2 separate regions of the Mus musculus genome follow, and region 2 is linked to region 1. The links are chromatin loops, found by intact Hi-C in ENCODE. Cell type or tissue: heart. All regions are shown on one strand.

Region 1 (8,000 bases):
TTACAAATCAATCATGAACGATTCTTCTCTGAAGGTCAGATTTTGCAAAGTCTTTATAAGGTAGTCATAAGATGCTGGTGAAGACAGTGCAAAACATGACGATGCAGGTTTAGGGTTCTATGGGTAGTTTCTAGGGCTGTATGTTTGCTTGTGTGTATGTATGACTTGTGGTGGTCCATATGCTAAAGGCTTCATGTGGCTACTAGTGTAGCTGAATGTGGGGGCAGAGGTGTGATCTCTGGGCTGCTTTGTCCTGAAATCTTAGCTGTGATTCTGTTTTTCATGATTTTTATCTTTGACAGATAATCTTGCCAACTTGATGGAATTGAAAAATTAAAATATGAGTATCTTTTTTTCTTTTTTCTTTTGGTTTTCCAAGACAGGATTTCTCTGTGTAGTCCTGGCTATCCTGGAACTCACTCTGTAGACCAGGCTGGCCTCAAACTCAGAAATCTGCCTGCCTCTGCCTCCCAAGTGCTGGGATTAAAGGCATGCACCACCACTGCCTGGTCCTGTGAGTATGCTTTTAAAGAGGCTTGTAGGTTAGGTTAGTTGAGGTCGCAGTATCTACCCTCAATTGGGTGATACAATCCCGTTGACTATACACTGAACAAAAAGGTAAACCCGAGCTGATTGCTATTCCTCTGCTACCCCAGGGTACTATGTGACCAGTTGCTGCAAGCTCCCGCTGTTTAGCCTTGTCTACCATGATGGGCAATATCTTCAAACTGTGAGCCTTCCGTCAGTTGCTTTTTGTAGCAGGCATGGTAGTCTTTGTGCTCATAGATAAGCACTTGGGGAACCTGGCATGTTAGCACACAGAGTTGTTCCCCCAAGGAAGGAATACAATACCTGCTATCTGCCCAGAAGGCAGGTTCTGGATGAAGTCTAACCTGGTGACTTTTGCACTATCTGTGTGGCAGAAGATCACAGTATACCCTTCCTCAGGCCCTTATCATAAGCTTGTTTTTTTCACCCAGTCGGTAGTACCTATCTCTATAGAAGCTGTCACATGCAGTCAATCTATAGAACTCATCATTATGGAAGGTGCCACATGTCATTTACAAAGAGCTTCAGTGTAGTCATGCTCAATTTTTATCTAGTTTACTTTATTCCTCAAAGTGATTTATGTATGCTTTATTGTACATACAGGATTGAGTTAACTATCACTAGAAAGTTTTCACCAAATTGTGTTGTGCTTAAAATACCAAAAATACAAATAGTTGGAGTCAGACCACAGAAGTATGAGCCAACTCTGGCTACTGACTCATGTTGAATCAAGCTTCCTTCTCGCCTCCTGTAGATCATCGCTCTGCTGGCTGTGGAGGTCACAGAGACTCTGCATCTTTTGTCATGTGTGTTGTTGCAGCAATAAGACAAATAGCTAATACACTACACACTTGTATAGATATTTCTGCAGCCTTCTGGTGGTCCTATCATCTTCTGCAATCTGAGCTCTGGTCACAAGTTTGTGGGACACTGAAGAAAAACAAAGGAAAGAGATGGCCATGTGGTCAGGTCTAGATGTGTGTGAATGCTTATGAAGCAGAAGGAGTTTGGGTTTAATAAAGACAGGGCCAGGAATAAGTTAGACCTACCTGGCCAGAAGCCAGGGTGGAGGGGTCTAGAGGGACTTCCAGTTACTCTGTCTCAGGATACAGCTCAGATAAGGAGACAGATCTTCTACCCTTCATGACCTAAAGTCTTTAATGATAGAACAAGTTGCCATCTGTTTCATTTTTAAATGGACATTTATATATCAGCTTCTGCTTCTAATGTCCAGAGCTGACAGCAAAGAAGAGCGTCAGCGTGTCTTAAATTCTAACCTTTCTTATTTAAGAGACACCAAGAAAAAGAATGACAACTTTTGAGCTTCTCTACACGTTCTCTTTTTTCTTTTTTGTAAATTTAAGGATATAGATATTTCTTTTGTATTTATGAGAACTCTGTTCTCATGCACAACAGAAGAGGGCATCAGATCTCATTGCAGATGGTTGTGAGCCATTATGTGGTTTGCTGGGAATTGAACTCAGGTCCTCTGGAAGAGCAGACAGTTCTCTTAACCCCTGGACCATCTCTCCAGAGATTCTTCCCATGAATTTCTACGTATTCTATGCAGACATACACACTGTAATCACTATGCTGCATTACAGATGAGGAAACTGAGGCTACAATAACCTGGGAAAATTGCTGGGTTACAGAGAGATGATTCCAGAATGTGAACATAGCCCCTCTGCGCTGTACAGCACCATGTTTCCCCCTTTGTGATCACAGGACATTTTACCTGCGGGTCACGTTCTGGTGTCTGCTCAGAGTACATGTGAAATACAGCTCACCTCCAGTGTGGCCATGAGGCATCAATCTTAGTTCTTTTGTGTCTTTCCAGCTTGGCTATGAGAGAACAAACACATTCATCAGGGTCGACCGAGACCACGATTAAGTGAACTGACTGTGAGCCTTGGGTTTACAGATGTAGGTGGGTCTGACCTTGGCAGCAAGGGGGCTCGTAAATGAAACTATGACATCCATAACTTCGAGATGCTGTGATTTACATCGCCGTGTAAATGAGAACCCTTTAGCTATACTGTGTGTAGGCTGCAAATTGTTGAAGACACTAACCTCCTGGATTGAAATCAGTGCGGTGATAAGGGCTACCTGCCTGATCACTATGTGCCAGAAGCACCAGAGATGTTTACGTGTCATCTCTACATGCCACACAAGAGCACAGTGAAGTACATGTTGATATGCTTGTTTTAAATATATAGAGTTCAAGGATGGAGATCCTTTTGATGGGTTTTCATAGCTGGTAAATAAAAATATTGACACTTAAGCATTTGGATTTGGTACTGAAGTCTGTGTACTTCCACATCGATTGTTTGCTACTCAGAATATAATCCCTTATGGGTAGCACCACCTAGGAGCTTGTGAGAAATTCAGGATTCCAGGTTGTACCCTACTAGTTGATGGGCATCTGCATCTTAACAAGGATTCCAAGTGATGCTTGGGCATACAGAATTTCAATGCACTGGTCTGAGTTACATTATCTCAATTTCTTTTTTTTCGAGGTCTTGATTCAATCTTGATTGCCACTGAGCATGCCTGTTCTAAGTTCTCCTGGTGGAGAATTCTCCCAGTTTTCTTAGATATTCATCACAGACCACAGAAACTGCCAGACCTGTGATACTTTATGTGGCCAGAAGGTGGCACTGGTGGAATCTCTCCCAGCATCTATGGAGATCTCCTTATAGCAGCAAAGGCAGAAAGCTCAGACCTGGGTCACAGGGAGGGTGCAATACATGGATTAAAAATGTCACTGGTCCAATTTGAGACCCATTCCACTGACAAGCACCAATCCCTAATACTATTAATGATATTCTGTTATGCTTGCAGACAGGAGTATGTTGTCCTCTGCAAGATTCACCCAACAGCTGACTCAGACAGATGCAGACACCCACAGACAAACAGTGGATAGAGCTTGGTAACTCTTATGGAAGAATAGGAATAAGGATTGCAGGTCCTGAAGGGGATAGGAACTCCATAGGAAGAGCAACAAAGTCAACTAACCTGGACCCTTGGGGCTCTAAGAGTCTGAACCACCAACCAAAGAACATACATGGGGTGGACCTAGGGCTCCCTGCTCATATGTAGCAGATGTACAGCTTGACCTTCATGCGAATCCTGAACAATTGGAATGGGGACCATCCCAAAAGCTGTTGCGGGTTGGTGCATTGTGTTCTACTAGCTGAGCTGCTTTGTCTGGCCTCAGTGGGAGAGGAAACAGAGAATTGAAGTGTCAGGGTGGAGGGCATACCCAGGAGATCCTCCACCCATTCAGAGGAGAAAAGGAGCGGGTGGGTGGAAGAAGTATTGTGAGAGGGGGTGTCAGTGAGGGGGCAGTGAACGGGATGTAAAATGAATAAGTAAAAACAACAACAAAAAATCAAAACCAAAACAAACACTCAACCACCACCACCACCACCACCACCAAAACGTCACTATGGGGGCTTTGTAGCACTATGGCAAAGAGGAAAGGGGATTTTTGTCAATGTCTGTGTTTCCTAGGAAGTGGTGTAAATAGTTTCAGCAGAAAACCAAACCAAACATGGTGCACCGCTGCTGAGCTGCAGTCTTGTAGCTTGTCCTCAGGCTCAGGAGGAAAGGCAGCATGGGGCCTGGCTACTAATGCTTACTTTGCTGCTTATTCCATCAGAACTTTGGGTCCTGGGTTCGTATCCTGCCTTTGAGAAATCAAGAATGCAAGGTCATAATATAATGTTAAGGAGCAACATTCCAATAAGTCAAAATTAAGGAAATCCCTTTGTTACACTGTGCACAGATCACCATGCCCAAACTCATCTAGTTAATGACTTGCATTATTTCTAACTTTATAATGTATATAAAAGTGAATATGGGGGGCACAAAGATGGCTCAGTCAAGAAGTACTTGTACATCATGAGGATATGAGTTTGATGTCCAGTACCCAAGTTTAAAAAGACAAGCAAACAAATAAACAACCCCCCAAATGGTGTGAAACAGCATATGCATGTAATTGTAGCAATGGGAAAGTGGAGACAGGAGGGTCACTGGAGCTCACTGGCATGGCAGCCTAGTGGAAATGGATGGCTTCAGGCCAATGACAGACCATGTCTCAAAAATAACACGGAGAACAGTTGAGGAAGACATCTGATACGAACCCTCACACATGCACCGATGCACACACATGTGTACACACATGAACACTCAGACAAAGATACAAAAGAGTGAGTATATAAAACAGAAAAGAAAATCATGAAATAAAACATCCAAAAGAATTCCCTAAACCCCAAAATTCTGGTGCATAAATGATACCTTTACTAAATAACTGCCTAACACATTCCTATAGGATTTCCATCTTTCTTTTCTGCTAGTTCTGAGACAGGTTCTCTGTAGCTCTGGCTGTCCTAGAACTTACTATGTGAACAAGGCTGTCTCCAACTCCCAGAGATCCACTTGTCCTTGCCACGCCCCCCAAATGTTGGGATTAAAGGTGTGTGCCACTACACCACGTCTGGGTCTCCATCTTTCTACATTTCTCTTTTGGAATTCATATGCTTTGGTGATCTTTCCATATTAATTGCCATTGAACAATGTTTTCATACAAAGGATTCAAAAAGGTCAGCTTGCTCCTTCTTTAATGTTGATCCCCATTTCTGCCTGTCTTATTTTGATAGCTGGGATTTGGAAACTGTAGGTTTTCAAATAGAGTCTCGGTGTTGCTAGCATTGTGAAAGAGTGCTCTTCAAATACTAAACCTGCACCACTGTGTTTCATCCTGGTCCCACCAACAGAGCACAACCATGGTGTGTCTGTAACTCTATGGTCTGTATTATTGAGTAAATTCTTGAAAGAACTCCCATTTCAACTAAAGGTCAGAGAAAATTCTGGCTGCTGCCATTAATTGTATATATTTTATAACTTGAAGGATTTCCCTGAGGTAAACATCATGTGTTTCAAACCTTCTGATTCCTTCAGCCCCCACCCTCATTGAATTCTGGGGGCAGCTACACATGAGCATGCTCCTAGGGAGACAGAACTGGTAGCCCTTTACAGCCACAACAGGTCGTCACAGGAGCCAGAGTCTATTGTGTATTATTATGCGGGTACTATTCCCACTGCATCTCCTTTGTCTTCTAGCTCTGTCTAAAGCAGGGCTGTCCATTGCTGCACAAGGACTCTGAACTGCAGGGGGCAGCACAAGCTATGAGCAAAGGCCGAGCAAGGCTCTAGAGGACCCTAGTAAGGATGATGGGTAAGCTTTCACAGCATACATTTTTCCCACTTCTCCTGAGCTGATTAAAAAACATCAACCAGTGTTACTTGTGTTCTTTGTTTTAATGACTACTTTCCCCACCATAATCCTGACCCCTGGAATATTCTCAAGTGGGGTTGGAACAGGTAAACTGTGCGTTTCCCTTTCACTTCTAAAGTGAAGGTTTATTCATTCAGAGAAGCATGGATCAGCTAGGTATGACCTCTGGCTGGTGCTGATTTTCTGCCCCTGTTCTTCCCCTGATTTTCGAACTGGGCTCCCTTATGAGGATGTATCAAGTCAGATGCAGAGTAAGGTTGGTTGAGAGAATGCAATTTCTCCAACCAGAAGCCATTCAGGAGCTCTACAGTGAAAATCCAAAGGGTGTTTTTGTAGGGCAAACATGGATGTGAAGTGAAGGAAGTAGCTGATTGGTCACATTCCACAGCTGGCATGTCTGTCTAGCCCACTGGACTATTCTTAGTTAATTATACCTTTGCTAACGGATTCTGATTGATTGGGCTCAAGTTCTGTTTTCTCTAATAGGGATTTACAAGAAATAGTCCAAGACTTTGCTTGCACATGCAAATCAAGCAGTTAAAGTTGCTTTGGGGAGTATGTTAGTCATCTCTCCAGCATGGTAACAAATAACAGAGATAATTAACTGCATAGGAAAAGGCTTATAGTGGCTGGGATTTAGAGCTTTTAGATGTCTCTGATAGTCGTGCTGGAGCATGTCCGGTCTAGAGAGCATGACAAAATACTACCTGTCCCCTAGGAATGGATGTGAAAGGAAAATGAGAAGAAATCAGCCTCACCATGCCTTTCCAGGACACATCCCAAATAACTCTAAGGTTTCCTGCTAGTCCTTATCTCACAAAGGTTCATCCATTTTCCAATGCTTCCACACTGGGTAGGGGGGTAGTATTTACCCTTTAGCCTTTGGAGGCAGTTTTAAAGATGAACTCTAGTAGGGATGATTAGCTTTGCTAGTTAGACACTCTTTGGCTTTGCTCTCTCTTTTAATTTACTTTAACAACTTTATAGGGCCAATGACCCAAGTTTTTCAGGTAGTAAGTGACATACAAATAAGACTGCACATATGTGTGTGTGTGTGCGTGCATGTGTGTGCGCGCATATTGGTATTGTGTACATGTATATGCTTAGGTGCATGCATGTATGTGCATGTATGGGTTGGTATTGTAAGTATGTGTGTATGTGTGGGTGTTTGCATGTGTGTGTGGTTGTTATGTGCATGTGTATTTGTATACATGTGTGTGTGTGTAAATATGTGTGTGTGCATGTGTCTTGTGGCAGGAACTTTTAGATTAAAAGAAATGTGAAAGGAAGGTACAATATGCAAATTGGGTCTCTTTTTTTCCATTTTTTATTAGGTATTTAGCTCATTTACATTTCCAATGCTATACCAAAAGTCCCCCATACCCACCCACCCCCACTCCGCTACCCACCCACTCCACCTTTTTGGCCCTGGCGTTCCCCTGTACTGGGGCATATAAAGTTTGCGTGTCCAATGGGCCTCTCTTTCCAGTGATGGCTGACTAGGCCATCTTTTGATACATATGCAGCTAGAGTCAAGAGCTCCGGGGTACTGGTTAGTTCATAATGTTGTTCCACCTATAGGGTTACAGATCCCTTTAGCTCCTTGGGTACTTTCTCTAGCTCCTCCATTGGGAGCCCTGTGATCCATCCATTAGCTGACTGTGAGCATCCACTTCTGTGTTTGCTAGGCCCCGGCATAGTCTCACAAGAGACAGCTACATCTGGGTCCTTTCGATAAAATCTTGCTAGTATATGCAATGGTGTCAGCGTTTGGATGCCGATTATGGGGTGGATCCCTGGATATGGCAGTCTCTACATGGTCCATCCTTTCATCTCAGCTCCAAACTTTGTCTTTGTAACTCCTTCCATGGGTGTTTTGTTCCCAATTCTAAGGAGGGGCATAGTGTCCACACTTCAGTCTTCATTCTTCTTGAGTTTCATGTGTTTAGCAAATTGTATCTTATATCTTGGGTATCCTAGGTTTGGGGCTATTATCCACTTATCAGTGAGTACATATTGTGTGAGTTCCTTTGTGAATGTGTTACCTCACTCAGGATGATGCCCTCCAGGTCCATCCATTTGGCTAGGAATTTCATAAATTCATTCTTTTTAATAGCTGAGTAGTACTCCATTGTGTAGATGTACCACATTT
Region 2 (8,000 bases), 100 kb before region 1:
CACAGTCTTTTCTTCCTTTCTTTCTTTCTTTCTTTCTTTCTTTCTTTCTTTCTTTCTTTCTTTCTTTCTTTCTTTCTCTCTCTCTCTTTTATTTTTTTAATTAGATATTTTCTTTATTTACATTTCAAATTTTATCCCCTTTCTGCATTTCCACTCCGAAACCCCCCTATCCCATTTCTCCTCCCCCTGTTCACTAACCCACCCATTCTTGCTTCCCTGTCTTGGTATTCCCTACACTGGGGCATCGGAATTCCTGCTTAATCTCCAGTAGAACCTACATCCAGCAAGGAAGTGTTGGATGACTGAATTCAAGGGGCCAGGAGGATTCCCTGGGAGAAACGGCACCAGGAGAGGCCCACGTTCCTGGTTCTTTGTGCCACTTCCTGACCTTCTCTACGGACCCCATGGTAAGATCGTGGGGTCTCCAGATTCCAGCTGTGGTAGACAGCTGGGGTCAGAACACATTGGTTGCCTAGGTCAGATTCTTCCTTAAGGAAAAAGTAGTTTACAGGTTTCCTATGTAGGGAAGAATAGTGGGGGGTAGTAAATTAGGGAGCCAGTGAGGGTCATGATGTTATCTCTGCAACAAGCCAGTCTTTCCTACTGCATAGAGTTTCTTGCTCTGCAAGGAATTTTGAAGGCCATCAGCCACAGATGGTAACTAGCAAACAAAACAACACCCAAAATCAACCAAACAAAACCCAGTCAACTTTTCCTAATGTTCGTGGATGGACCTGAATCAGAGTCACATGCCCATTTAGCACACAAGACTTTCTTTTAACAAGGACAATGTGGGGTTTGCTCAGGGGAGAGAGCTGGTGGGTTCAGCCCACGTCTGATTATTCTGATTTAACATATCAAGGAGCCAGGCCCTTCAGAGTGCATCAGAAGATCCAAATTCACAAGGTCACTGTGTGTGCCCGACTTCCTCATACTCACCATCTCCATCCAGTTAATGAGTGACTTGACTGCTTACCTGTATACAGTGGAGGAAACTAAGTTACGAAAGAGGACTGCCTAGGAGGCCTTGGGCTATGCAAGTCTGGTTGGCTTTCAGCCTTGAACTCTCTCTATATATCTATATATATGTGCATAGCACATGCATACTACAAAATTTGTGTGTGAACTTTGGGGGTTGGCTCTCTCCTTCCACCATATGGGAATTGAACTCAGGTTGTCAGGGCTGGGGACAAAGCTTTTATACACTGAGCCATCATCTTCACTACTCCCAACATACTCCTTGTTTTCAAGATAGTGTTCCACTGGCCTGGACCTTATCAAATAAGCTAGTCTGGCTGGTCACCCTCAAGGGTCTGCTTGTCTCTGTCTTCCCAGAATTGGAATTACAGGTGTACATGCCACCACATCTCCATTTTTTTTTTTTTTTTGAAATACTATGGATTCTGGAGTGAAAAACTCAGGTCCTCATGTTTACAAAGCAAACACTTTACTGACTGTTGCGTCTCTCCAGGCCAATAATGGGTCATGCTTGTGTTGGAATTGCTGCTCAATAACTGACAGACCATACCAGGCCAATGTAGTTTCATGTGGCAGAGGTTGATTGTGGGGGCAGAGGCAAAGAGGGAGTGACAGAGACAAAGGGAAAAAGAGAAGAAAGAGGAGCGAAGGTCAGGAAGGCTCTGCCTTTTATTTAGCCTGTGACAGAAGTGCTCACAGATAAAGGTGGGAAGTGGACTCTGGAAATGCATGCAATTGCCGTGGCAATAGAGGCACAGGTCCCGATCGCCAGTGGGTGACGTCACTGGGTTTGGAGCCAATCTGCAAAGCGGGTTCAATGCTGATGATGAATGTGGTACATACCTAGGCACCCTTAAATGTAGCTAGATATCCTATCGTCGAAGATGTCCACTTTGCTTATCCACCCCTACAGGTTAAAGTTGTTCCCAGGGTTTTGTGTTTTATGCATGGTTCCTATGTAGGAAGGATCTTCTTTTCTCGGAGGATATTCTAAGTATTGATTGCACATATACAGGTGTAGGAACATTGAAGATTTTCCTGCCTCCCCCCAGTGGAGACAAGGTCTTTTATATAACCTAGACTGGACTAAGCTTTTGGTCCTCCACTTCGGCCTCCCGAGTGCTGGGATTATAGTCATGCGCCCTGTTGCCTGGTCAGGTTTCTTATGTTTGTTACTGTTACTATGCTTAGTAGCGGTGGGATAGAAATTGCTGTTGTCTTTCACAGAGCTCTGGGTCTGTACAAGTAAGATCTTGAAAGCAGCTTCCTCAGTGCCATTGTTCCAGGGCCGGTGGGAAGTAAGTAAGCAGGACTGTCCTGCCACTGGCCTTTCAGTGGTTGTTCACATGGGCTTGCCTGTGGCCAGGATGGTGGAGTCCTCTAGCCCTCACTGCCTTGTTGGGGACATATGTTCAGGGATGACTGAGAAGCCAAGGCAAGTAGTTTCTGGCAGGGCCATTCATCCGTCTTCCCTTGACTACAGGGTCCAAGTAACCAGCAACTGAACGCCACAGCATTTGCTCAAACTCTGCTCAATTCAACCTGGGAAGTTCTTTCCTCATCTCCCCGCCTCCTTGTTTTGAGTCAGGGTCTCATGTAGTCCAGGCCATTCTCAAACCTGACAAAAGCTAACTCTGACTCTGAACTCTTGGTTTTCCCACCATCGCTGCTCACGTTCTGAGATTAAAAGTGCGCAACACACCATTCCTACTTTACATGATACTGAGTATCAAGCCCAGGATTTTGTGTGTGTTTAAAAAATGACAACAGAAGTGCCTCCCCAGCCTTTCCTTCTTTTCTATGGATGTTTATCCAGGACTACTCAGCAGTGTTCCTTCTACACCGTGAAGCAGACGAAAACACCTGCTGGTGGTTGCTTATTATCTAGCAGGGAGACAGACAAAAATACAGCAACAAATCAATAAGTAAAGTAGTGGTTTACAAAGTTCAATGCTAAGGAAAAACACAGAGCAGAGGAAGCGAGTGGGGAGAGCCGTGAGTGCAGGGTAATGAACAAACTGAGCTGGTCTGAGAACGTAGATCCATACAAGAGCCCATACACGTAAAGACCTGGGTTTGAGTTCCAGCATGGCGAAAGAACAGGATTCATATGAACCAAGACTCGGATTCGCTAAGGAGCCAAGTGGGTCCCAGGCAGACTGATAAGCCAATATTGAGGTGCTAGGGATGTGGTGTTTGATGTGTGCACTGAGTAGTCAGGTAGTGATCGGCCCAGGGTGAGGCCAGCAGGCTGCAGTCAGTGAGACTGGTGGGAGGGGCCATCCGTGCAGATCACTGGGGATTTTGAGAACCCTGTGAGGACCCGGGTTTAGACTTTAGTAACTGGGGTTTGCTCAGGAAAATAGCATGCATTGACTTGTTTTAAAAGCAGAGTTGGAGATGTGCTTAAGCCCCGACACAAGTCTCATAAAACTGAGTGTGGTGGCACATGCCAGTAAATTCAATCCTTGGAAAGGGTCAGATGTTCAGGGACCCCAGCTACACAGCTAGTTCTAGGCCAGTATGAGGTACGTACATCTAAGGGGGTATGGAGGGGCATATCCCTGCAACCTCCTTCCAGTGCCTTCTCTTTAACACTTCCTCTCAGAAACTCTCAAAGCTTTTCTCCTGCTCAGGAACCCAGGTGCCCTCCTGACTTCCCCAGGGTAGGGAAGCCTGGCTTTGCCTTCAGGGATCTTTCTAGTAGTGTTCCTCATGTAGGCTGAATTCCAGGTGTGGTGTTTGTAGAGCACATTTTAGGAATTTGAAATACATTTGACTTTAATCATATGTGTTATATAAGACCATCTAACTTACTGTATAGCAGTCAATCCCCTATTTTCTAAGAAGAAACCAATTATGTGTGTAATTTTCTGTATGCTTCTCTTTGTTTACACAGAAATAATCAAACATAATTTCTCTCATCATTTCTGCCCTCTCCCAAGTCTACTTCCCAGGGGTCCAAACACATTTTTAAAACAAATCACACTATGGACATATCCCTCGTTTTTTGCCTTTCCACTCTTACTGCCCTGGGTGTTTTCCCCTCCTCCAAACAACTGATGTCATCATCGTTCTTCGTGACAAGAATAATGTTTCCCAGCTTAGGGACATCCAGGTGGTTTCCAGAAACTTGCACAACAGACTTGTCCGGCAAGAAACGGCGTCAGTTTGCAACAGGGACCACTTCGGCCAATGAAAAATAAAACCAAAATATAACCTGTCTGAAGATGCTGCTGCGTTCCAGTCCGGCTGCACCTGGCGTGCAGTGCTAGGGTTGTGGTCCAGTTCGGTCGGCAGGGGGCGCGCCAAGCCAGACGCAGCTTCCAGGAACACGTGGATAAGAGCACTCAAGGAGCCCAGAGTGGCGGAACCGCCCCCTTAGTGTTCCAGAAATCTGACACAGCCCGTGGCTGGGTCAGGTTCACGTATTTGGTATCAATTGGCCTCCTGCCCCACTGACCTGGGATTGCTAGGGAGCGCTCCTCCCCCGCAAACAGAGCCTCAGTAGCACTAATGGAGTAATTTCTCCTATTCGTTTACAAATCCCAGGACGCCACTGCTTTCAAAGGCCTGGAACCATTCCTCTGCTTTTAATAGTGTTTTCTCTGCCTTCTATCCTGTTCTTTTAAGAATCTGGGGACACAGAGGCTAGATGTCCTTCCTGCCTTTGGTTCACCAGTGTCCCAATTTGCTTCCCTATTGCCTGGGATAAAACGCCGACCAAAACCGGCTTGAGAGAGGAAAAGGGACTGGCCTGAGAGGAGGGTGTCTGGCTGCCACATTCGTTTTTGACCCTGTGGGCTTAACTGGAGAGACTCCGCTTGGTTCTGCTTACTTTTGTGTCAGTCTTGCAGAGAGAGACAGATTCAGACTCCGGGTCTCTACCATTTCTCTTGGTTTCCGGATCCCTCTTCCATCCCTAGGGAAGTGGAGAAACTGATACCACCAATCCAACCTGCTCACAGTGCCAGATCTTGCCTGTTTTCTCCGGATAGGGTTGCAGCTTTAAACTACGAAGAGGATGTCAAATTTGAAATCTGGGTGGAGCGCTGCTGCGGCAGCCTACTGGCTGCATAGCCCGAGGCATGCACTACCTTCCTGGGCTTTCCTGTCTGGATAAAAGGACACCTATGAACAGCTCTGCAAGCAAGCTTATTAGAAAGGGAGCCTCGGGTCTCAGCAAGAGCAGCTCCTACCCACCTCAAAGCAGAAGCCTGGACATTTGTATTAAAGCAGACTAGCAAGGACTTGGACAACAAAGATATCAACAACAACCTCCCAAATGGCCCACTGGGGAGGCCTGTCTTTAAGCACATGCAGAGTTTAAAAGTCTGCTCTAGGGAAAGGAAATGATGTCATCTTTATGGTCATGAGCACTGTGGTAAGGTAATAACCCCTACATTTCTTCTACTGATTCCATTTTGTTCGCCAGTTTGAATCCAAAACAGATAGGAGGGAAGGCATTTCCTCCCCAAGGCACTTTAAGAAGTAATAACATTATCTTCCAGGTGCCCTGAAATGAGGAAGGTTGCTCATGGTGAAGCAGATACAGTTGTGGCACCTGGGGTCCCAGAAGCTTTTGAAAGTTGCATAGGCCTCTGACATTGGCTCAAAAGACATGGAATTAGTAGGCAAACAACTTCTTCCCCACCCCCTCTTATCTGCAGGGGAGGGATCAGTTCTCAGCTGGCCGGGCCAGTGTCACTGATACAGCTGGTGTCATTGTTACCTTCCACTAACAGATCACTCGACACCTCCCGACCCAGGTGGATTTGGGTCTGAGCAGATGTTTGGAGCCTTATTGTTGTAGAAACCCCAGGTGAAGCCACAACACTGCTGAAATGTGGTAATTTAATGATAAGTGATCTTAATAGGAAGCCAGGACTAGACAGCTCTCTGCCTCTGCTACCTCTCAGAGCCCCTTGGTTCTTGCTGCTTGGGTGAATAATGCTGTCCTGGCCGATATGAATCCATCATTGGCTGGGAGCTGAGACAGGACAAAGATGCTGTCCAAGGAGAGGTCATCTGGAGTGACTCCAAAGTGAGGAGCTAGGGCAGAATTGGCTCAAGGCGCTGGCCTGGCCCAGGGATCTTGTGTAGCCTTGGAGTTCTGACTGGCTGCACTCCGGTGTGCGTCCCCCACAGCATCATGCTGCAGCAGATCCTGCAGGACATGTACATCGACCCGGAGCTGTTGGCCGAGCTCAGCGATGTGCAGAAGCACATCCTCTTCTATAAGATGCGAGAGGAGCAGCTGCGGCGATGGAGGGAACGGGAGGCGTGGGATGCCCTGGCTCAGGCAGAGGGCCTGAGGCCCGCAAAGGTCAAGAGAGGTATGTGGCTTGGGGGTGGGGGTGGGGGGCGGGTCACCAAATCTTAACTAATAATGAGAAAGTTAACGAGTCAAGGCTGGGTTCTCCTTTCGTATGGGCACTAGTGTGATAAAGACTGGGGATTTGGAAGCCTTGTGCTGGGGCCTTTAGTCCCACTAGCTTGGGTTTCCAACCAGGATTATAGAAGAATGTGGCAGGGACTATGCAGGACTCAGATGGGCTGGGGAAGTGTAGACTTCCTCACTTCAAAGAAGGCGCTGTGGAATCTGATGCTTGACAATTGCATGGTGCATAACAGAGACCATTGTCTTCTTTCTTTTTCTGATTCTGGGAATTGAGTCTGAGGCTTTGTGTACTCTACTAGTAAGGTATATGCCCAGACCAAGGGCATATTCTCTACCCTTGAAAGACCCACAAAGTGAGGACTCTCCCACGTTCTGACTCAGGAGAGGCGACACCCCAAAATCCCCCACAAGAAACGGTCTTGTTGCAAACTGCAAGAGGATTTTTATTCAAGAGCGCTCTCCGGCCCACAGTCATACACCACGCAGGGGTAGAGGACCACGGCGGCCCGAGTAGCTGGGTAAGGGGGTATTTAAAGGAAGAAACCACAACTCAAGGAAGTGGGGAGGGCGTTGTTGGAAGATACCAAAGATACCAGTTAAGAGTCACAAGGAATACCTGGTAATTGTTAACTCTCAAGACAGCTTCTAAGAGCCCCTAACTATAGCACATTTGCATTGCAGGTTCTGGTAATGGTCAGGGTGACTTTCTTTGAATGAGCACTCTTTGAACCCAGGAAGTGGGTGGGTGGAGGAATGTCGCTATCTGTTTTATGATTAGCATACCTTTACAAAGGCCACATTCCCAAGCCTGGGCCTAAAGGCCTAGAATTCTGTTTTTACTTTGTTATACTTTCACCCTCAATAGCAGTTCTAGTCAGAATACATTGAAGATAACTAGGTCCTTCCTCCCTGGCATATAGACTCTGATTCTCAGCTTAGGTCTCTACTCTATATCACAGCCCACAGTGTACTCCACAGCCCACGTCTTCATGTGAGAGGATGCTGTGGGTTGTGTTTATAGTCCCACTGCGCATCTGCCAGAAGGATGCCAGAAAATTTCCTCGCATAATGAGTCATCATCTCCAAATGGCAATAGCAACTTCCGGCAAGAAGCAAAGACCCAACCTGTCTTTCAGGTACTTTATATTCAAAGTCATTTGTCAGTTAAAGCCATGTACTGGGGCTAACAGACCTACTTGGGACCTCTAGCCAGCATCAGGTGTGCTAAGGCACCTTGCACATTCTAGATTCTGCTACGGAGACTAGCTTTTGTGTATGTTGTACACACTTTATGGTCCCTTTGAAAACATTACAATAAAGTAAATGCAGAGTCACCAATAATGTGCTGGTGTTGCATACATTAAGTACAGAGATCAATGAAGCATTTTCTCTTGGTGTCATTTAATCAAGAGTGAGCCCAGATTTGAATCTTCTATATCTCTGCATCTTTCATTGCCCTCTGTCTGTTGTATGGGTCTGATTATGTGCCTGCCTGAAGGCTGTCTTGTGAATCTGTTTGTCCCTGTCTCTCTGTAGGTGTGTCTGTCCCTAACAAAGAGTTTGTCCTCTCTTTTATTGAAAAATGCAGAAAGCATCACATGGGGAAAGGAATAATGGGTTC

Evidence for each region. Peaks named below come from ENCODE experiments on the same cell type or tissue, not always from the same donor. Only the 100,000 strongest peaks of a DNase experiment are listed, where the experiment ranks them.
Region 2: it touches region 1 in a loop (3-fold over the local background); 4 of 42 quality-filtered maps call a loop at or near these places.

The regions. Positions count from the first base shown.
Region 1 is chr14:40,787,019-40,795,018 of GRCm38, reverse strand. No RefSeq gene overlaps it. Among named protein-coding and RNA genes, the nearest start is that of Sh2d4b, 100 kb to the left of the region's middle. In heart, CTCF peaks have their summits at 3,185 (motif pointing right) and 5,730 (motif pointing right); no DNase peak of the experiment used is centred here.
Region 2 is chr14:40,891,096-40,899,095 of GRCm38, reverse strand. Sh2d4b (SH2 domain containing 4B) reads left to right here and starts at 5,782. Exons shown (of 8, transcript NM_177816.4): 1 at 5,782-6,314. The coding sequence starts at 6,131. In heart, a CTCF peak has its summit at 4,273 (motif pointing right); a DNase peak (open chromatin) is centred at 4,315; H3K4me3 peaks cover 576 bases.